Linked DNA regions of Mus musculus: all the other regions are linked to region 1. Evidence: chromatin loops called from intact Hi-C (ENCODE). Cell type or tissue: heart. All regions are shown on one strand.

Region 1 (8,000 bases):
GCCCTCAAAGCTTTCTCTGTGACCCGCGACTTCTTAGGTGTGAACTCAGAATGCATCTGGACTTATGCAGTCAGTTAGAGTTTATAAGTGGAGTGTTATAACTCGCTGAGTACATTTCCACATGACATTTGTATCCAGTACTTGCACCTGATGGCTTAGGTCTCAACTCCATTGGCCCATAAAATAAGGAGCAGGAAACTTCAGCAGAATAATTAACATTTCAATTCAAGAAAGTACCTGCTATTCATTCTATCTGATTGCTCTAGGACAAAACCTGATATTGTCCTATGAATATACACCCTTAGATGAATTAGACTTATTTAAAACAAAATGGAAGCTTTAGATGTGAATCCTCACGCATTCTTAACAATAATGTGCAATTTCAGTAGGTAAAAATTACAAAACAAACCAAAACAAAACTAAAAAACCAATTTCTTTATTGTTTTGTTAAGTAAATACAGAATGTATTCTCTTTCTTTTGGGCAAGGCATAAAATTATGCTCTGAAATCAACCGACTTTGCAAATTGTTCTGTTCTGAGGAAGAATTTCCTAGCTTAAAGGTTGTATGTATACCCTTCCTCACTCACTTTGAACAGGTTAGTTCCTGTTCAAAATATCATCACTGCAAAGGAGATAAAACATAACTTCGCTTGTTCTCAAAGCCCAGACTTCATTCTGTATCAGTCCCTCCTCTTTTCCCTACAGGACACAACATGAACGCCTATGCAGAGGAAGGAAACATCTGATAAATTCATTTACAAATGAAGCATTCATGGGTTTGCCCACAGGATATATTCGTACTCCTTTAAAAAAAAATCTGTCAATTTTCAAAGGAGGAATTTTTAAAAATATCTTTCTTTGAAACATGTAGGTGGTCACATATTCTGCTTTTACAGCCATCCCTCATTGTGGGTTCAATATTATTATATACAAGAAGATAAATAATGAGTTCTGGTACCATATGTCAAAAGCAAGATATTGGCTGTGCATTCATGGTTAAGCACATGGATATTCTAGTAAATAATAGTTGCAGACCCAGTCAGAAGACTTGTTTACTTTAGAAAAGAACAGGACTTCACTTGGTCTGGGAAATGCTTGTTGAGACTCACAAGCCATTTTGCATGTAAACCTAACGTCTCTAGTTCCATTATTCACATCCAATACCTCGTAACAATTTTAAAAGAGACTATGGTTCTCTGTGGTATAAAAGCAAAACATAATCATGAGTACAAATACTTGGAAACACAAAGGAAGGGTCACATTACCCTTACCACTGTTATGAATTTAATACCATAGCTTTTGTGAGTTCATTATTTCATATAGATTAGATAACCAATTAGCAATTTACCAGCGACTAAGGCTGTCTTTCTAAAGAAACTAGCAGGTTATAATTAACACAAGAAAAACTCCCTAAGCTCTTGAAGCCCACAAAATTGGACTACATTGAATATCAAATTCTCAATTTGTTCTCTATTAACTGTTAAATAGGGAACCACTATACTATGACAACCATTCTTTTACAAAGCTGCTGGAACAAAATCAATCATGGGACTCTAGCCGAGAAACCTGGCAAAGAGTCTGACTGAGTGTGCTGATAACAAGTGAGTCTGAGTTAGAGAAAATGGAGCCCCACCCTATTGGCCCAAGGCCTAGAATGATCTCCTTAATTTCCCCCACTCAACTCTCCCAATTGGCAAGTCGCACTGTTTGCCATGCCCCGAGGCTACCTTAGTATTATTTTCAAAGTAAAGGTTGAGGCAAATAGAGTGCGGAACAATTTCTTGGGCTTAGAGGGTAAAATGATGGTTGTAGGAAAACAAAGGAGTGGAAGGAAATACTTTCAAGATTGGTTTGAACATAGCCAAAGGAAGAACCCTCAGCATGTGTGGAAGAGGAAAGTAGACAAAAGGGTCTGAACAGAGAGGAACCCAAAACTTAAAAGACATTCACTTAGGATCTGTTCTTAAGAGAATGTCTACATAACAGTGTATCAATCCAGTCATTCAGTTGCCTCCCTTTTGTAGTCTGTGGCTGCCAAGCCTGGCAAGGATTCCAAACAGGACATTCATTTTATTCTGAGGCTGCCTGAACATTCTGTTAAACTAGGGGGAAGCACGGCAGCAAAAGGAGACACACTTCACACATTGCTGCTCTGGGGAAACAGAAGAGGAGTGTTTCTGACCTTTCCTTGAACCATGACGTTTCTCAAAACTCAGAATGTAATGTACTTTTTGGCATTAAACTCCTGCACGGCTTTGCTCCACACTGGAGGATTTACAGCGCAATAAAGACAGTGCAGTCAGCTCAAAATGAATTCATTTTTCAAACCTTGATCTTTTCTTCAAACTTCAGTTGATATACACAGGTGAACTTGGTAACACCTTGACATCCCGAGAGTCAGTGAATCTCAGGGCCTTCAGATCAACAGCACCCCACCATCATTAGTTTAGAAGTAAGAGCAGTTATAATCCAATAAAAACCCAAGCCCACACCTGAGGAGCCTTGATAAATCATCCTCTATGACAAGTTGTTTGGATCTGAGTTCTAGTGGGGGGCTCTAGCCTTTTTGGAGCACATGAATAGAAAAATTATGCATAAAAATATTGTCCCAAAGAATAAATGTAGAGAACATATCTATCCTTGAAAAAGATATCGGAGCTGAAAGCAGAATGAATCAAAAACAAACATCACAGATAGAGCTACGTAGCCCAGATTAGGCTCTGTTGCAGACTTTTCCTGGACCGTTACAAAAATAAAGCCCATCCATCTGTCAAAACAACTGCTCCATGCATGGAAATTAGAACAGCACTGAGGTGTTTTTAACTAACTTCCGATCCTTACGCTTTCTACAAAAGAATATAATTTACCTACAATTCCAATTACCTCTTCCCCTGTTCTTAAACTATGGATAAAATAGTGAGAATTTAACCTAAATAAAGAAGCGGCTTAAAAAAAACAAATGGGGAGGAGACAGTGAACAGGAACCATCTCTATTCAAATATATTCAGTTCGTGATTAAATCAAGCAAATTTGTGCTGGTTCAAATATAAACCAGCCCCAAATGAATGGGGATAGGATAGCACTGCCTCAGGTCAGTGACAATTTACTTTAAAGGAAAACTCAATAGTCCCTGTGCCATCAGCCGCTCACGTGGAATTCTTTTACTGTATAACCCAGCAGCTGGGAAAGCAAACGAATCCGTGGCTGTCAGGATGGGTGGGTGCACGCTGCAGGAAAACCCATTAATAAGCTTAATTCCTGAAGTTAATCCATTGACTCTCTTTCCACTGGTCCATTTATTTGGCAAGCTGACTGCATACTCCAAGGTTCCTGCCAAAGCGGTAATCCATGAGATTGCTCCTGTCACTCACGTTATCCTTCTTCTATTGGAGTTGCCCTGGACTTATCTGGCAGTAGTGATTTGTCTTTTTCCCTTCCTAAATTGTTCTGATCCAACTGTGATCTGATCATTCTCAATCATGTCTTCCCAGTCCTTCACACCCACTACAGGTGGCTAGAAATCTCTTCTTCACAGACGCGCATCTCACAGAGCTCATACATGGCTGTGCTCTCATTGTTGTATTATCTGCCTGAGATTGAATTAGTGACTTCTAACTTATATACCTGTATCGTAACAGAATTCAGCCTGCCAAGGAGAGATACCATTGTCTTTCTAGTGTAGGATAGAAGACCTAGAAAGAGGTCTAGCTTTTAGAGGACTGTCTGGTGTCATGGTTACAAATCTCCTTTCTTCCAGCTGCATTGTTTGATATCAAGCTAGATTTTGATTTGGTTAAGAGCTGTCCAAAATACTAAACACATTATATAGTTAATAATATAAAATGTTCATGCAATTCTCTTAGTAAAATGGAAATTCTCTAATGAGTTTTTAAACCACCATAGATGTAGTATGTATCAGACTTCTGGTACAAGTAGATACTGTATATGGATAGTCAATGCTCTCTCTCTCTGTCTCTCTGTCTCTCTGTCTCTCTCTCTCTCTCTCTCTCTCTCTCTCTCTCTCTCTCTGTGTGTGTGTCTCTCTGTGTGTGTGTGTGTTTTAAGAGCCTAAAGTGTATTTCCCTTATGAGGATCCTAAAACATAAAATATTGGAAATATGTTTTTTGGAAAGGTTCTCCCCTGGCTGGCATGGCACTGACCATGTAGAACAGGCTGGCTTACAAGGAGTTATATAGACCAGAGTGGCCACAAACTCACAAATGTCCAATTAACTCTACCTCCTGAGTGCTGTAATTAAAAGCTTTCACCACCATGCACAGTATGAAAGATTTTTGTAATAATAGAAATGTGCTGAAAATCAATTAGTTGCTCTAGAGTCAATGAGTGATATAAGTGCAGATGCAGAGCCATGTTGGCTTCAACTGCATTACTTCAAAAGTTGTGGCTAGAAGCCCTTGTCCAGTAAACCTTGAGTATGGTGATATTTACAAATAGACCCTTGAAGAACTAAGTTAATGGAGGCCCCTAGGGTGACCCTAATCTAATCTACTTTGTTTTTTTCCAGAGAGGAAAGAAAGATACATAGAGAGGCATCAGGGTGAGCGGACACAGAGGAATGAGCATCCAGAGAAGCATTATGAGACATACTGAGGAACAAGCCAATGAGTGGGCCTCAAAGCCAGCCCTTTGGAGGCTTAGATCTTTTGCTTCAAGCTGCCATGACTGGGACAAAATAAATGTCGGTTGTTTCAAGCCATACTGTAGTTTTATGTTGTGGCATTCTGGGAACAAATGTAAAAGAGACTGCAGGCATGTTGATTGTGTAATGATAAAAGATGCTTGGTCAAAGACATTTATGGTTGCTGTTTAAATTTTTAGCAAAATAAAACAAATGTAATAAAAAAGTTTTGATGTTAGTTATCTAAGTTATGGTCTTCTACGTCACACATAATTAGATATTAAAGTGAAATTTCACAAATTCCATTTGTCCAGCTTTTTGAAACAAAAGTATTTCTTCAAATAATTTAGGATAATAGACCAAAAATCTACAAACGGGTCTACATATATGTTCATGCTTATGTGTATTAGTGTATATACACATATCACTATGATAAATTGTAGATATTATATTTGACTAGAGTTCAACCTAAGAAATTTAGAATTCATTGACTTTTATTCATGTTTAATGACAATTTTGATTTCTTTAAAGTATGAACTATAGCCTGGTCACGGTGTATGTCTTCACTACTAGTACTCAGGAGGCAAAGACACTGGGCTTTCTGAGAGGTGGAGGACAGCCTGGCAGTCAAGGCTACAGAGAAACCCTGACTAAAAATAACCAAAACAGCAAAAAAGTATGGAAGACATTCTAAAAAACAGTCAGAAGATCTTACAGGTCAATTCAAATGAAATTATAAAGATAACATTAAAACACTATTGAGATAGCTATTTTTATCCATGAGTTAGGGGTGGGCTTGAATGAGCTTGGGAATCTTCTGTTTTGTGCATGACCACAGGAAAGTTGTTCCAGACTCTTGACCTCAAGTGCTCTCAACTAAAGCTGGGATTAATGATACATCCCAATAAAGCAATAGCATGTATTCATGAACTGGTTATCCATTTTGTTGTTGCTATTGCTATTTTGAGAAAAGGTCTCCCTATATAGCACTGGCTTTCCTGAACTCACTATATGGATCAGCCAGACCTCAGCCTCATAGAGATCCCCTGAATCAGCCTTATGAGGGCTAGGATAAAAGGCTTGTATCACCATAACCTGTGGTTATCCTTTCTTAAAAATAAGCATGTCTTTATTGTTTTGAATGCTTAAAGGCTGTCTAACTTCTATACTAGTCTATATCCTATACCATTCCATACATTATGCCAACAACCCAAATATGAGTTCTTTATTCCTTCTGAAGACATTCTTCAGAGAATTGAAACCCATACTGGGAACTAAACAGAGGTAACTTCAATAAACTTGCTTTAGAAGATTGCTATGTGCCCATCTTCTGCTACAAATAAATGTTACAGGTTGTTCATTAAAACTGTCATGAAATTTCATTACTCCAACAAGGGAGGACTTTCGAATATAGCCACTTTTGTCCTAATATGGGCCTTTGGTCATCATCTAGTTAAGCAGTAAAACACAGCATTGGTTTTTGACAGCTGTAGAGGAATTGTGCTTTGCCAACTTAGTTAAGCAGGGAGTACATTTCCTAGTCACTCCTCTTTAATCGCTTGTAAGGTTGCTCTTATAAGATATTTTTCAAAGATGTGGAAGCAAGGTTTCACCTATAGTCATAGCCCTGTCAATGTTTTCCACGACTGGACCCTTGTGAGCAAGTTCTAACATTGGGCTGGAAATTTATTCCCTTCCCTATTTGTTTCAGTTCAGCCATGAGATCTTGTCTTCATCCTTATCTAGTGCCATGGCAATTAGCAGCATCTTCTTAAGATTAGCAATTGACTACCAGGAATTGATGTAATGAAAAGCAGTTCCCGCTCCCCCTTGATATGTTCTTTGTCCACTTTACTTTCTTTTCTAACACCAAATCTGGTTGTCTATAGAATTGTAGGCACAGTTAACACGTCAGAAGCAGTACTCAGCCTACCATAGAGTCTTCACCACATGCTACCATTGCACAAATTTTGATACCTTTTGTAAAATTCTTTTTATATTCCATTTATTTAAGTCTGGCCTCTAAAGAAATTCTAACAGGTGAATATCTTACTAAAATAGAATAACTTATCTGAAAATGCCTACCTAGAAGGGGTTAATAGATTTGACCTAATTATCTCCCCTACATATAATCACTACTTTATAATATTTTTGTTTATAAATATGATGGTTTATCCTTTCATAAGTATGTGTGGAAGAATAAAAATTATATAAATATTGAAATTATTTCAACATGCTACTAGAAAACAAATATTTTAAAAGATTATACATGATATAAATATACATGAACAAATATGCATAAATATAATATATATGTAATATATAGTACAGTATGTTAAAGCTATCCATAATATACATTATAGATACAGAAAATGTGGTACCTTTACACAATGGAGTACTACACAGCTATCAAAAACAATGTATTTATGAAATTCTTGGGCAAGTGGATAGATCTGGAGGATATCATCTTGAGTGAGGTAACTCAATCACAAAAGAACACACATGATATGCAATCACTGATAAGTGAATATTAGCCCAGAAGCTCAGAGTACCCAAGATACAATTCAGAAACCACATGAAACTCAAGAAAAAGGAAGACCAAAGTGTGGATACTTTGATTATTCTTAGAAGGGGGAACAAAATATACATGGAGACAAAGTATAGAGCAGAGACTGAAGGAATGACTGTCCAGAGACTGTCCCACCCGAGGATCCATCCCATATACAGTTACCAAACCCAGACACTATTGTAGATGCCAACAAGTGTTTGCTGACAGGAGCCTGATATAGCTGTTTCCTGAGAGGTTTGGCCAGTGCCTGACAAATACAGAAGGAGATGTTCACAGCCATCCATTGGACTGAGCACAGGGTCCCCAATGAAGGAGTTAGAGAAAGTTCCCAAGCAGCTGAAGGGGTTTGCAGCCCCATAGGCAGAACAACAATATGAACTAACCAGTACCCCCAGAGCTCCTGGAACTAAACCACCAACCAAAGAATACACATGGTGGGACTGGTGGCTCTAGCTGCATATGTAGCAGAGGATGGCCTAGTCGGTCATCAATGGGAGGAGAGGACATTGGTCCTGTGAAGGTTCTATGCCCCAGTGTAGGGGAATGCCAGGGCCAGGAAGCAGGAGTGGGTAGGTTGGTGAGCAGGGGGAGAGGGGAAGTGATAGGGGGTTTTGGGAGGGGAAACCAGGAAAGGGGATAACATTTGAAATGTAAATAAAAAATATCTAATAAAAAAAAGAATAAAAATATTTAATATATTTAGCACCTAAATGAAGATTACTGAGAATTTTCATCATTGTTCTCATTTTAACATAATAAAGAAAAGTTAACATCCTCTGGTACTAGTAAT
Region 2 (8,000 bases), 59 kb before region 1:
ATATCCTCAAGTTTACCCTTTGTTATTATTCATTTAAAAATTATCTAATAATTTTGTTAAATACAATGCAATTTTACTGCTCTTTAACATTCTAAGTGCTTCATGTAGCAAAAGTAGTTATCAAATAAAGCAAGAGTTTGAGAGATTAGGTAAAGTATTGGTACTGAGCCTGCCTTTGGGACCCTGTGAGGCTATAAGGTCTGTCAGCATCAGTACATTACCTGCAACATTTCCATGTTACTAAATTCTGCTCTAGACACTCACAGAGGCTATTTTACCCAGCCACAGAAAACAGCATGAAATACTGCCAAACCCTAAAAACAAAACATATGCACATAGGAGACACCCATCCATATTCAAATAGGGAATTAAGAGGCACTGTGATATATATTGATACAGTTTATAGTTTATGAGGCAAACTCATTAAAGACTTTCTTATTTAAGGAATCCAGATGATAGAGCTTGTGATAAATATAAATGTGCTTTTAATTGTTCCTGGGGCTCAAAGTGGGGATATCCAAAATCCACCTGGAAGTGGTAAAGGTAAAAATTTAAAAGAAGGAAATAGCAAATTAAGTGCTATCAACTTGATTTGAGTTGATTATAATAAGGTTTAATATGGGAGAGGCTCTAGAATTTTCACTGACTGGGCTGACAGGAAAACCTAGATTTAGGGTGTTCTTAAATTTAGATGTAAATTATTTTTTTTGAATGGAAAAGCATTGTATAGCTATCAGATAGTATAGTCTTCAGGGAGATACCTACAATTCATATTACAAAGAGGAAATTATATATGGCTTAAAATGTTAAGCAAATTAAAATATGAAATGTAGTACATTTTGGTTGAAATAAAATTTTATTATCAAACATCTCATTTAGAATACTTTTATAAAAATAGAATAATATTTTATGCCTATAATATTTTAGGCATAATTATCTAGGCTAAAATTTATAAAAATAAATAGCAGAATATATATCTTCTTAATGAATATTTTTGACTCATACCTTCAGTTAATTTTTAAAAGACACTTAAAGATTATCCTTCAGAGTTACAGAAACAAAGTTTGGAGCTGAGATGAAAGGATGGACCATGTAGAGACTGCCATATCCAGGGATCCACCCCATAATCAGCATCCAAACGCTGACACCATTGCATATACTAGCAAGATTTTATCGAAAGGACCCAGATGTAGCTGTCTCTTGTGAGACTATGCCGGGGCCTAGCAAACACAGAAGTGGATGCTCACAGTCAGCTAATGGATGGATCACAGGGCTCCCAATGGAGGAGCTAGAGAAAGTACCCAAGGAGCTAAAGGGATCTTCAACCCTATAGGTGGAACAACATTATGAACTAACCAGTACCCCTGAGCTCTTGACTCTAGCTGCATATGTATCAAAAGATGGCCTAGTCGGCCATCACTGGAAAGAGAGGCCCATTGGACACGCAGACTTTGTGTGCCCCGGTACAGGGGAACGCCAGGGCCAAAGGGGGGGAGTGGGTGGGTAGGGGAGTGGGGGTGGGTGGGTAAGGGGGACTTTTGGTATAGCATTGGAAATGTAAATGAGCTAAATACCTAATAAAAAATGGAAAAAAAAAAAGATTATCCTTCATGTAATAGTTCAAGTAGGGCAACTGTTTATTTTATCCACCTTGAAAAATAGGCTATTCCATTTTTCATTTAGATACCATCAGAGCAGCTTGGTTCTGATACATTTTCTTCTAATTTTAATGCTCCTGTACTCTTTTGTGAAATAATTTGTATCAAGCCTATATACAATACCCAATAATATTGTAAAATTATTCCTCACATTCATGATTCGGATGTAACAAGTGGCTGTTTCTTGTGAAACTGCCTATGCCATTAAAATTCAATGGCATCGATTCCCTTCATCCACTTTATCTGGCTAAAATCCGTTAATTCCCCAGCCCCTGCTGTTGGGGATCTCCAGGCTCATCATACTTAACCTCTGCCGAGCCTTCTCAGAATGGAATTTGTTTCACTCCATTCACAGCTTCAATAGCCGAGCAAGCCACACACAAGTATGCACTGGTCTTTTACCCTGAGCACACTAATCTGATTGTTTTTCCACTCTACAAACTCTGGGTCAACAATCAAGCTGCCGCCAGAAACTAATTAATTTGCAAACGGGCTTCTGTCTTCACAGAGGGAAAGCTTTGAGTTGGATGTCAGGGAGGCCAATCACACCATGGTTACAGGCATTGTCATGGTATCTACTTCTCTGGGTAAATCTCTTGCTTGATGCCCTGCACAGAGGACCCAGATTACACAGTCTGCAGTAAATCCCTATTGAGGACAACAAGGCTCAGAATGCCGTGACACTGGAAGAGGATATTGGGACAGACAGGAGCAGCAGTCATCAAACTGATTGTAAACCAAGAGGGAGAGAAGTGAGGGGAAAATGAGAAAAAAAAGGAAGTAGGCTTTAAACAATTTTTCTAAGCTATTCTTTCATCTTTTTTAAATATAATTTTACTTTAAAATCTACATAAACATAACACTAAAATACCAAAACTAAATAAACCAAATAAATATAACCTTAGCTTCTATTCTTATCATTCTATATTAGCCTGTCAATAGGTGACTCAAAATTGAACAATACATCAAATTTGAGAACACCGTTGTTTAGACTATCTTACAATGTCTTAAAATAGCATATCTTAAATGTTTAACTTAGATATGTCTTTATAAACAGTTAAAAACAAATCAATTTTGTAGCATGTGTATGATAATGTGCTAAGTTTTATGTAAATAATTATTCACCATTATTGATTTGTTCACATAAAACTGCTTTAAAGTAAGATACTTTTTATACTAATGTAATATAGCCAATGGGAGTTTGGTCATGTGACTATTTGCTAACTTTTTTACTTTAAAAGGAAGGCATGTTTAGTAATTTTATTGAATTTATATTCTTTAAAGGCTAGAACAATTTCTTGGTGTATATTATAGATTATACTATTGTAAGATATGTACTCTTTGTAAGATACATATTTTTGGTAATCAATTCATGAGAAAATACAATGTGTGACAATAAGGGCATATTTAGCACAACTATGACTATTTACTCATTTAAAAATAAATATATGAAAACCCATCATTCATATTCACAATACTGCACACTGTCGCACCAGTACTTCCAATGAAACACGTGAAGAAAACCCTGAAGTTGTAACTCGAAAATTAAGAATTTTGCTAAGAATTTTGTATATGTATATAACATTTGTGTATATTTCTAAATATAAAATCCAATATGCTGACTCAGTATAATGATAGTGTTATTTGTATGTATATGATTAGATGATTTCTGGTTTAGTTTAGCCCCAACTGACCTATGTATTACATCACTATTACATCAGGGAAGAGGGGATGAAAAGGCTGTAACAGTCAGAGGGCTAGGATTTCCCGACGAGAAGAGTGCATTTTGTAAACATGTCAGGGAAATTTTACCTATAAAGTCTCCACAATATGAGTGCCTAAACATGAACTGAACAAGACTATAGCAACGCGCATGGAAGCATGGAAGAGGAAATGCTCCTGGCCCAGCCCTAGAAAAGGAAGAAAACAACACACCCTGGGAAAGCATCCTCCAATTGTTTCTCTGGCTTCTTTGTTTGTTTGTGTTTTGCTTGTTTGTTTGTTGCTATTGTGGTTTTTCTTTTCTTTTTAGTAAAGGAAATCTTAGACTCTGGATATAGCATCTTTTTATATAACCACAAGTAAGGCTGATGCAGAGGCTTTCCTCCAATGGTCAGAAAAATATACTCATTTACTAACGCCCCTGAAACAATGGAAAAATGAAATAGTGAAGAATTCTGAGCTCATATAAAATAGGTAATTCATCTTACTTATTAAAAAATGCTATTGGACCTCTGACATGGCTTATATCTTCAACCGTGTTAGAATTAAAATTGTTTATTAAAAGTGTTTTACAGGCGATTCAGGACTGGGTCTCTGGTTCCAATATTAATCTGAGCTCTTGTAGTTTATTTGAAGTCATGTTTCTTGGTTTTATTTTTCTAAAAATGCATCCTGTGGAGAAATTTGAATCTTTGGAGAATGTGCAATATCCTAGTCTATGACCACAGAGGAAGTTCTGCTGGTTCCAATGAGGGCAGAGCATCCTGGTACGACCGTGAGACTGGGAAAGGAAGTGGAGTGATGACTCACATACCATTTCAATTACAGGAGGGAAAAAAAAGAGAGAGAGAAACGAAAAGAAAACAAGCAGGCCGGTTTATCCACAGGCACGATCCTTTTAGGAAATTCCACTAAAAGAAAACAGGTCTTCCTGAAATGAATGGAAAAGCCTCACACTCTGGGCATGTAATTAGGTCTGCTTGTGTTCACCGGGCTGGGCTCTCTCAAGGATCTTTGTGGTTTCATTGTACCAAAGCCAGATCAGGTTGCCCTTTCACCCTCTCTCCAGTAAAACCACTGACAGAGAGCTCTACACATCTTCCCAGCGTTCCCTGGTCAAAGGAGTGTGCTACAGGACAATGCCAGCTAGCATGGAAACCTTGCTCTGACTCAGAATCTCTGTGCTCTTTATACATTGCTCTGCCTCCTTTTTCATTTTGTAGTAACTATAGGACGTGGTCAGTATTACCTTTCCATCACACATAAAGGTCAAAGTCAAGGAGAAACATCATTTTAAAGCTGATGGATTTTCGTTGAAATTATGCAGCAGTCGTTATTAGTCAAGGACATGAACGATGTGGAAAACAGCCTTCATCAAATAAAAAAAAAAATGTGGGCTAGGCATCCATCTATGCTAATGGATGGCTAAAGAATACAGTAACTAGATAGCCCACTAGGCAGCGGAAATTTGTTTTCTAACCACAAATATATACAGAAAAAGCCAAGTTATTTTCTAAATTATTGGAAGCTGAAATTAGAATTGATGGTTAAAACTAAAACATATTGGAAGAATTTATGACGTGCAGAAGGAAAACATGACTTTTAGCACATATCAAACCAAGGTTGTACATATTTGAAATCAGAAGTTATTTTAATCACTAGGAAACTGAAATTCGGGTTTGGTCTTTGGTCTAAAGCACGAGGTCTATAACATACGAATTTGTAAAAGAAATATATAGGTTTCATATATTTTAATTTTTTAAATGTCAATGTATGATTCTTTCCAATTCTTTCTGATTCAAACTAGACTAAACATATTATTGGTATTATTATAAAACTAGTTTTTTTTTTTAAAGAAGCATTAAAGTAGTGAGGCTATACTTAAAAACTCAAGATATTTCAGGATTTATTTCTAGATAATGGTATTTTTGCTTTTCTTTAGCATGAGCAAAAATTAAAGGTCACCTAACATTGATTCATTAGTTCACCCAAAGACATAAAGCAGTTTGTAAAACGCAAAGTGAGATATTCACTCAAATTATTTCAATGCCCTAAAGACCGCTGAACATTGTCTCACAAGGAAATATATAATATCTGGCAACAGAGGTATTCTGTAGTCTATGGAGATGTCTCAAAAGTTATTCATTTTATGCACACACAAATGTGTAAACATTATGTTTCCTTTTTTTTTTTTTTTTTTTTTTTTGAAATGCTATCTGATTTCTCCAAGCTTGTGTTTCCTGGTCCTCTGGTCCTGTCATGAACACGCCTGCATCCCCACACTCACAACAATCTGGTTTCTACACCCTGTCAGATGGAACCTTTCTGTTAATTTGGAAAAAAAAAATCAGTTCTCACATTTAGTGCTGAGAGACTGATAACTGAATTCTCAAATGAACCACACATTTTCAGAGATGAAGTACAGAGCTGCGGACAATGACTCTGCTTTCCCACAGTGTAAATTCTTCAGAGTCAGCTGTCAACATGTGTGTGTGTGTGTGTGTGTGTGTGTGTGTGTGTGCAGCATGAAAGCAACTTTAGCTTGACGACTTTTTCCTTAAGGCCATAAAAATGAAATGGATACTATGCTCTCTTTTATTCCATGTTCTAATCAGATTTTGTTTCTCATGGACAGTGAAACCCTCTAAGAGCACTAGAGCTCTTAGTAGATCAAAGACCCTTTGTTCCTGAATAAAAAAACAAAACAAACATTTTCTCTCCCACACAAATATTTCCATTTGAGAACAGACCAGATAGTGATGTCACACAGGGGATTTTCCTATTCATTTTGCTCTTTCACATCATTCTAGCTGTAATGATTGGTGGTAGATAGTCAACAATTCTCTCTCTGTCTCTCTATCTCTGTATCTCTCTCTCTCTCTCTCTCTCTCCCTCTCTCTCTCCCTCTCTCTCTCTCTCTCTCTCTCTCTCTCTCTCTCTCTCTCTCTCTCTCTCTCTCTCTCTCTCTCTCTGTAAACATGCCCTATCCTCAAGTCATAATATCCTCTGTCCCTCACTGGGATTTCCAATTTCTCAGAGCATGCAAGCATCTCAATATTTACTGTCTTGCTAGTAGGTGGAAATTTAACTCTCTGTCAATGCCCTTTTATTACTGTGAGGTTTATACTCAGTCATGAATAGCATCATGATTAGGTATAATTAAAACAGCAGATAGCAACTTTTGAAAAAAAAAAAAGGAAGCAAAATTTGAAGAAGTCTTGGAGAGCAAGAAGTAACTTGGTTTGACAGCTTTGTCAATTTCATGTATAGTGGAAAATACAGATTCTAAACGGAGATGATGAAAAGCCACAGAAAATCAGAGGTGGACTTTGAAAACAAGGTCATGAGGTGGATTATTGGAAAAAAGTTAAGATGAAGTCAGCTGACAGTAGGGGAAAATCTTGAGGATAAAAGTCCCAGGAAGACAGTAAACTTGAGCATACATAAAAGAAGCATTTTTTTTTTACATGGCATAATGGATAAAAATTCCAGTTTAGAAAAAAGAAATATAAGAAGGCTGGATAGATGACTCAGGAGTTAAAAGTAATTTCTGTGGTTCCTGCTAGGTGTGATGGCCTGAATTTGATCCTCAACTCCAATGTAGAGGAAGAAGAAAACCAACCCCTCCAGTTTCCTGACTCCAAAGAGCTCACATGCTGTGGCACGTGCACACTCACACATATATGCATGTGTACACATGCAATAAATATAAAAATACTATAAAATATAAGAATACCAAAATAAATGCAATATAGGAAAAAGATGAGGAATAGGGTGACTGGAGGTCTATTTTGTGCTCTGAATGATCACTTTGAAGGTACTGATTAAAAATAATAATGGTTCTACCCTCCCCTGAAGGTTCCCTGAAATCTTGATGTGATTTTTCTTTTGAAATGGGCAAATGGATGATTGAAGTAATGCTGTGGGGGAGGGGGGGTTGTGTTCCCCAGAAGTGCTGTGGATGCTCAGAGTACAAGAGCCTAGCATCCTTCTGAAAACATAGATGAGCATGAACCATAAACTTATACTCATCAAGGAAGCCTGTGCGATCAAGTCAAACTCCAAATGCGAGAATTAGAAATTAGCATCATTATTTCATGTGATTAAGAAAACAGGAACACAAAATATAGATTAATTCATAGAAGCCACTGTCTTAGTATCATATAGAAAACAATAGAAGTATTTGACTATTTCATGGTTAAGTCAATAATCCAAACATAATAATAATAATAATAATTATATATATATATATATATATGATTTAAGTCTAAGTCACAATATTTTTGCTTATTTAAAGTTATAAATTTGCATATTTTATACAATGCTAAAAAACCTTAAATACTAAGAAAAAGTGAGAAGCAGTTTTCAAAAAATATCTTTCCGCCAGCAGTTAAGGTAGTAGTGCTTGTCCCCGGGGAACCTGAGATCTCATTGCAGATCTACACTGTATTGGGCAAATGTACGTCTTCTTTCACTTGCCTATAAAATAAGATTGTTTGTTTGTTTGCTTGCTAGTTTTTTTGAGAGATGTAAGAGTCCTTTGACATTTTGAAAGCACTGAAATGTACTTAGCAGTGAACAACTTTAAAAAAAAAAAACAAAAAATAAAAAATAAAACCT
Region 3 (8,000 bases), 60 kb after region 1:
GTACAGTGTCTGATAAAAAGCATTTTCAAAGAGACAGAACACCATCATATTGAGACTAAACATTGCATGGTTATGATCTTATGGAAAGGGGATGATTATTCTTTCATTGTATCGATTTCTTTTTCAAAAGGATTTGTTGCAGGGCATGTATACATGATTGCGAAAATGTTAAATCTATTTATACAGATACACATATGCACCGGGAGCCCGTAGTACCCAGAGAACAGTTTACACAATGGGAAAGGAAGAAAGTAGATCATCACGGATTTTTATAAAACGTAATTATAGTTAGTATGAAGCACAAGCTTTAGTGAAAATGGTTTGTCAGAGGTAGAGTGACAACTCTGTCCATTAACAGCTATTAAACAATGAAATAGTCCTTGACTAGTATGTTTTAAGACAGTTTACATTTATAGGACTTTACTAAGAAAACAATACTAGTTTTATGAATTTTTCACTGATTATTTTTACATCTAAGTTATGGTTAAAAGGAAAGTTGGTCTTTGTGATGTGGTTAAAATTTATAGCCACAGACAGTCCAACTTCTTACTCTAAGGCTGAACCTCACCTTCACATATCATTTACATACACTGATTACTTCCACATGTCTGGCAGAAAGTAAAATAGTTTATGAGCATTGTAATATAGCTAAAGCCACAATGAAATAAAATTCATCTTTGTCTAGAGTACCTCGAAAATTTATTCATGCTAGTGCATAAAGTGTTTTCCAAAGGAGTTCTGTCCTGCTAAAAAATCCTTTAAAAGCCAATGGTGGTTAATGTCGCCTCCCTTTCTAAGGATGTCTGGACTTCTCAGTCTGCATTCCCAGTGTCTTCTACTAGACAAAAGCCCCTTTAAGTTACTCTCAATATGTTCTTCGTTCTATTTACCAGCTTCAGACCATAAGTTTATTTTCTCGAGTGGCTGAATATCCTCTTTCCTGCAAATGGGTTATTTGCAGTCACAGGTGGTTCCCGGAATTGGTCACAAAGACTCAGCCTCTGGATCTCCAATGCTTCATTCAGACTCAGGGACATAGAAAAACATATCATGTTTATTCCTATGAGGATTCAATGTTCCCTAAGATAGCAATGAGGTTGTGCCTTTATGGAACAAGTCATAACAAAATCATATTGAAAGCAATCATTACACTGTTCAAGAGGATGCACAAATAATACTAGTCATTTCCTGGTGCGTTTTATGGAATATTAAATGACTGGTTATTTAATGTTGAAAATGTGAATTAAACATGTAATCTATAGCCAACATTTGTGGGCAACTGAGTCCATAAGAAGTAGGAGCTTCCTTGTTCAACTTGGCCGTGACTACTCACAGCTAAAAGGACTGTTGTGAAAGTCCCCTTCTATCCCATTTATTAGCTCTACACAACATGATGCCACCCAGATTGTACCTAAGTGTGCCCATGGAGGTATACACTAAAGACAGTTGCCTTATCAAAGGTAGACAGAAGATATAAAGGTAAGAGCCAAAATAAATAAAGACTGAGGTCTGTCCTAATGAAACAGATTACTCCAGCATTACTAAACTCCTTTTTTTTCAATCACCTTAAAGTAACCAAATTGATTATTCTACAATTAATGTTATCTATGTGGCTGTGAATAGAGAAACCAAAATACAGTAGCCATTTTTCTTCAAATTGGCATCAAAACAGCAGAGCCAAAAAGATGATTTAATGTGTTGATGCTTCAGTCTCTCTTTCTCATTCTCATCTTTATTCAGACATGGACAACCATGAGACCTCCTGTAGTGCCCCCGTGTCACCGGAACTGATCACTAAGTGTTTGGGGCTTTCGTCAATAGGGATTTTAATACAATAAAGGTGTTATGAGTTTTGAATATCAGAAAGAACTGTATGCAGGAATGACAAAAAGGATGCATTGCCATTAAGGGTTCTCATTGTTATAATAGGTCAAATGATGACAAGGGCTTTTCTTAACTAGGAAGAGAAGAAATGGCTTAGAGGACTTTGGGACTAGGCATATATGGGGGTCACCAGATATAAATGGACAAGTTAGTCAAAAATTAGCATTTAGGTTAATGTTTTAGAGCACTTCCTTTTCTTTCCTTTCCTTTCCTTTCCTTTCCTTTCCTTTCCTTTCCTTTCCTTTCCTTTCCTTTCCTTTCCTTTTCTTTCTTTTCTTTTCTTTTCTTTTCTTTTCTTTTCTTTTTTTTCTTTCCTTTCTTCTTCTTCTTCGCCTGCCTGCCTGCCTGCCTTCCTTCCTTCCTTCCTTCCTTCCTTTCTTTCTTTCTTTCTTTCTTTCTTTCTTTCTTTCTTTCTTTCTTTCTTTCTTTCTTTCTTTTTCTTTTTTGTTCTTCTGAAGATTAGTTTTGTCAAAAAACAGCAAATTTTAATGTATTACCAAAAGGAATCAGAAACAGAAAAGTTGTTATGATTCTTTTATTTTCTAGGTCTGGAAATCTTTTCTATTCACCTCATGCAAAATTAAAAGAATTTTGCTTTGCAAAAGATAACTAACCTTCACGGAATGAGATTCATTTGCATACTCAGGCAGAGGCAGGTTGTAGATTTATGTTTCATAGAGAACACAGTGAACACAGTGTTATTTTGATTTTTGTGTCTTGGGATCTTATATAAATTATTGTATGAAGGGAAACTGAGTTCTAGTTACATCTTACACATTGGGGTTAAAGGTCCTGAGAATAAAAATGTTTTGTGTATCACAATGGAGCCAGGACAATAAGGGCTACGTGCAGAGGTGCTGGGGAGACTCCACGGAAAGTTCTTGGGATTTGGATACTGGCAACTTCCTGGAGCATCTATGTCTAAGAGTGAACAGCAAAGGAAGTTTGACAGTAGTGTTAGTAAATAGAAAGTGGTCTGGGAAAATCAATAATAATAAAGAGAAGATAACCGCCCAACCTTAACTGTGAGGGGCTGAAGACATGAAGCAAACGATACACAATCTCACAAGATTACTGCTTCTTCCTGTAGCCACATGATTGACTTTCCATGTGTCAAAGCTCCAAATTAAATATAGAACTAAAAAGAAAGCAGCATTCTGTGACTTCCTCCACTTGAAAATTAGACACAATGTGTATGTGTGTTTGTATTATGCAAATAAAAACCCATTAAAAATGAAATTATTGAGCTAAGAAGTACTTTTTTGTTTATATTGAAAGAGCTATTAACCTGAATCCTGGCCTATAATATTAAAATATTTCAAGTTTCTACAATCCTGTTTGTTTTGAAACTCTTACTTTATGTAAGGAGGTGAGCCAGAGAAACATCTCAAATGATAACCAAGCACTATGCGGGCTAGCATATACACAAAGGATGCTTTCATGTTTAAAGATAGTAGTGTGTAGCATGGAGACTGACAACTGAAGTGATACAAATCTGGTGGTAGCATAAGTGGCCTCCTCTTAAATGCAAGTTGGCAAAATAATAGTGCAAAGCAAGAGAAATTAGAATTACTTAGAAGAGAAGATGAAACCAGCATTTGAGATCAGTGTAGTTTGTAGTCTCAAGGAACTATAGTGGCAAAAGCTCTTACAGTAGATACCTAAGTTCAAGTCCCCGGGACTTACTTTGGTTAAAAGGAAACCTCACTTGAATGTATTCCAAGAAAACAGACATAAACCCACTGTGGAATGTCCTTATATGCTACTTGGCCGTATTGATCTCATTTTCAAGCCAATCTTAATATCTACATATTAAATCCATAGAATTCCTACCCTGCTATGTTTCAGCTTACAGTTGTCTACTGTATAACATATATAAGTTATAAATCACATAGTAATGACAGTTTAAAATAAAAAGAACACTAACACATAAGGAAGGCTTTGGATGGTGGCAATCACTCCATTCTTCATTTTTGCCTTCCTAGTCACTCAAGACTGATTTCCTTATACTGGTTTCAGAAGTTTGATAGATACTTCAGTAAATGTAATACAATCGTCTTTAGAAGCCATTCTAAATTATTGTTTTATCCAAAAATAATTCATTCATGAAGAAACATAATACACAGGCTTTGTGGCCCTGTATATGCTTCTGTCATATAGAGAGGAAGAGGCCCCAGGGAGTGGGGAGGTCTGGAGAGGTGAGGGTGGAGGATGGGGGACGTGGGGACATCCTCGAGGAGATGGGGGGTGAGGTGGGAAGGAGGTATGGGATATGGTACAGTCAGAGGGTAGACTGGGAGGATGATAAAATCTGGAGTGTAAAAAAATTAAGTAAAATTTAGAAAAAAATCTCAACAACACATTTTTGTGATAAAGAAGCTGATAGAGGTGATGAAAATTAATTTATTTTAAGCCGACTCATATATGATGGTAAAAACACAGAAAGGTTTGCTTCCTCAAGACTTCAAGTTTAAATATAAAACCTTTAAAATTCATGATGTAAATTCTGAATAGCCAATGTTATCCCAGTAATTTGGATTTAACCTCAAGCAGCAACAAGTTTATCTTTACCAAGTACTTAATGCTTAATCACTATGACTTGTACATAAATCTACTTTGGAACCTAGTTTACTATCCCTTCCTGAAATTTCAACTTGGTTGTCAGGTTTTAAAGAATCTTCCATCAAACATTATAAATGAAGTTAGTTTACAATTACCAAACGGTGGAACTGTTAAACAGTCTAAAGAACTCCTGTCTTCTCAATTATTTGAGATCCAAAACTTAAACAAAGAACTTAAGGTGTGCTCTGTGGATTCATACTTTAGAAAAGGTTCTTGTGGCTCCTTCCTTTCTCCTTCACTGCCCAGAAAGGGTGGGTGCTCAAGAGCAAGGGTTGCCTGATGAAGGGGAGGCCTGGTGTTCTGTAGCAATAGAGGTAGTGAGAAAGCATTACCTAGATAAGCACAGAAGGGAAAGCAAGGGAGGCTCTGATGGTGCATTTAACAAACTGTCAGAGAGCAAAGCCAAGTTGCTTCTCTCCATGTGGATAATTAAAAAAAAAAAAAAAATCTCATGAACTTGTCTTGATTACACTCCTAACCTCAGAGAAGTGATTTGTTGACAAACCCTGAACTCCATTGGCTAAAGACAGAACACTTTACTTTAGTCACTATTTGGTGTGAGATTTCTCCCCTTTCCCTCTTTCTCTCTTTCCTTTTTCCCTTCTTCCATTTCGCTTTCTTTCCTGCATGTACCTCAACAGAATAAGGAAAATCAGAGTATTTGTGCAAAAAGGATGAGAGAATCCTTCAGTCACTAGAGTATTCATGCATAGTCTTGTTATATATCTCCTATCTCAGAATTGTAGGTGACAAAATGACTAGACACTTTCTGGTATGGTCCTGGAAGAAGTTTGACTTGTAAGGAGCTACCACTTATGGAGATCTTCTGTTCTCACAGGCTTCCTAAACCAAATGTTCCCATTTTTCTAGTTTCATTTTTGTTAATATGATAAAATACAATGAAAGAAAAAAGCAAAGCAACTGGGGAACAAATGGATTTCTAACATTTCCATCTTGTAGTCCATTATTGTGGGGGAAATAAGAGAAGCATTAAAGTTAGCCATATAACAGCCACAGTCAAGAATCACAAGAAATTAATGCATAAATGCTCACTTGCTTTCTTCCTAGCCTGTTCAACTAAATGCCTTCTATACTATGTAGTTAAGGATCCTGTGCCTAAGGAACAGTGCTACCCACAGTAAACTGTGCCTTCCTACATCAATTAATTTAAGAGACTCCTCCATAGGCACGCCCATAGGCAATCCCTTTTTAAGAATTTTTTTTAGATGATAGTAGGCTGTGTCTACTCAACAATTAAAATTAACTATCACCACCATACTGTTCAATTCACTGACTACCAATTTACATCTTTAGCTATATACTAAAGGAATTATGTTTTATCAAAGTACATACCTCAGATAAGACAACAAAGGCTGGCAAAAACGCACAAAATCAACCAATAAAGAGTGACTGTTCTAACCAGAAAACATATAAAAACACCAACTAACAATATCTAGCTTTGCAAACATCACATTGTAGCAGAAACAAGTTGATTCATGTAAGCACTTTCAAAGAACTAAATACTCATTTGACATATTCAATAGACTTTCCTTAGTTTTCTTATGAACAGTCAAGTGGGTCATGTTGAAATTCATCTATAGACAAATATGTGATTGCAGCTATACATTATCACTATAGAGTTTAGTTAACACTGTTTCCCATGCCATATTTACGGAAAGGAAACCTAAAGATAGAGTTTTAGTGACTCACTCAAAGGGTGACAAAGTGTGCTTTACATTGATTGTAGAAAATAGAAAGAGCCAATCATTCTTCATATTTATCAACAGAATTTTATTTTTGCTTATCTTCCTTCCCTAGTTCAAGTATAAATTGTATATTTTCTTATCCTGGGTTTGACAGAGTCCAGCTTTGTTATTGTTTGGGACTAGTGTGTGAATTTCCTATTTATACAGATGTTTATGTCTTGGCAATAGAAAGATAGTAGCTGGAGACATTCAGACTTATTTGTGTTAGATAAAATTTACCGATTCTTCCATATGCTTGATTATAATTACAGTTAAAAACACAGTAAAATGTATAGGAGTAGTTATTTTAAACTACAATGGAGCTTTCTAAATATTATTTTATATTCTTAGGCCTTCTCTAATTATATAAATGATGGGCCAAAATGAATCATATGCAGGATTTTTCTTCCTATAAGCATATTTTATAATTCATGTAAATATGTGCATATGTAAATTGTACAACAAAACACACACACACCTGTTTTACCCTAATATAATTGTCTGTAATCACTATTTCACTCTTTAGGTTATTTAACTATGGATAATTTCATATTTTGTGAATGTATTTTTAAAATAATTCTCATTTAAATTAAAATGTATACATCTTTTCATACTTACAGCCACTTATTTGTATGTGGGGAAATGTGCTAATATGTTCATGCTGATGAGAACTTCAAAAACCTTAGTTAAATGTTCCCTCAGTTCATGTTACACATCAATTGTGTTAATTTTCCCAGGCTTGTCCTTTACAATGTTACTCTGTGTGTCTTTATCCTAGCAGCCTGCCTATTTTCAAACTAATGAAAGAGCTGTCACAAATTGCTACTGCCACCTATTAGTGGGAGCATAGAACTGCAAATCATGGTGATTCCTTTAAATAGTGCCCTGGAGCCTGGAAGGGGTAAAGGGCATCTAGATTCACACTCACTGTTGTTTACAACTTCTAGTTGATCTTTTCAAAACAAGCCTTAACCCAAGCAATAAACTCAGCACAGTTTTGACATAGTTTTCGAGGTTTACATATAACTTGGTGGGTATGGATCACGTGATTATAGAATTTTTCATAAAGTTTGGTAATAGAAATTTTGTTACTACATAAATTGTCAAGAAGTAGTATGAGGACTTAGTAAATTAACGCCGTTAAATGATGAGCAATTCAGAATTTATTTTCACAGTGGTAACTTTAGATTTAGACAAATCCAAGTAGAAATTTTGCTTAGGAAAATCTTGATTTTGACTTTTAAACTTTTAAAACTATGACTCATGGATGTTTAAATGAAAAAAAAAAATCTGGATAAGAAATAAAACCACAATTTTTCTCACAGAAACCAATTTAAATTATAAGATTTTTAAGTATACATCCAGAAATATGGCACCAGGTTTAGTCTATAAAAAAATTACATGCTCATAGTAATGATATCTATACCCAACAGTTTAAAATTTGTTTTTGGCAATAGGGATACATATAATCATTTCTATTATTTCTACTTAAATTTATCCCTTAATGAGCCTTGAATTGCAAACGTTTTAAGTGTCTTTTAAATATAATTGAACCTAAGCCATACTATGTATGATAAGTATATTCTGATAATCAAATATCAGATATCAAATAGTTGACACCATAGACCTATGCCTGTTTAGTTCATTAACTCGCTAGACTACATCCTCCTATTGCTTATAGCTTCTCCATGGTCAGAAATCTCAAACCTGGTCCATTCAGACTTCAGGTTTAATTATTATAAGTTGTCA

What was found. Peaks named below come from ENCODE experiments on the same cell type or tissue, not always from the same donor. Only the 100,000 strongest peaks of a DNase experiment are listed, where the experiment ranks them.
Region 2: it touches region 1 in a loop (5-fold over the local background); 4 of 42 quality-filtered maps call a loop at or near these places.
Region 3: it touches region 1 in a loop (5-fold over the local background); 6 of 42 quality-filtered maps call a loop at or near these places.

Annotation. Positions count from the first base shown.
Region 1 is chr5:13,464,337-13,472,336 of GRCm38, reverse strand. All of the region lies in intron 3 of Sema3a (sema domain, immunoglobulin domain (Ig), short basic domain, secreted, (semaphorin) 3A), which reads right to left. Among named protein-coding and RNA genes, the nearest start is that of Sema3a, 69 kb to the right of the region's middle. In heart, no CTCF peak of the experiment used is centred here; DNase peaks (open chromatin) are centred at 1,636, 2,066 and 3,226.
Region 2 is chr5:13,523,553-13,531,552 of GRCm38, reverse strand. The region is part of intron 6 of Sema3a (sema domain, immunoglobulin domain (Ig), short basic domain, secreted, (semaphorin) 3A); the gene reads right to left. Among named protein-coding and RNA genes, the nearest start is that of Sema3a, 130 kb to the right of the region's middle. In heart, no CTCF peak of the experiment used is centred here; a DNase peak (open chromatin) is centred at 4,382.
Region 3 is chr5:13,404,706-13,412,705 of GRCm38, reverse strand. All of the region lies in intron 1 of Sema3a (sema domain, immunoglobulin domain (Ig), short basic domain, secreted, (semaphorin) 3A), which reads right to left. Among named protein-coding and RNA genes, the nearest start is that of Sema3a, 9.4 kb to the right of the region's middle. In heart, a CTCF peak has its summit at 7,096; no DNase peak of the experiment used is centred here.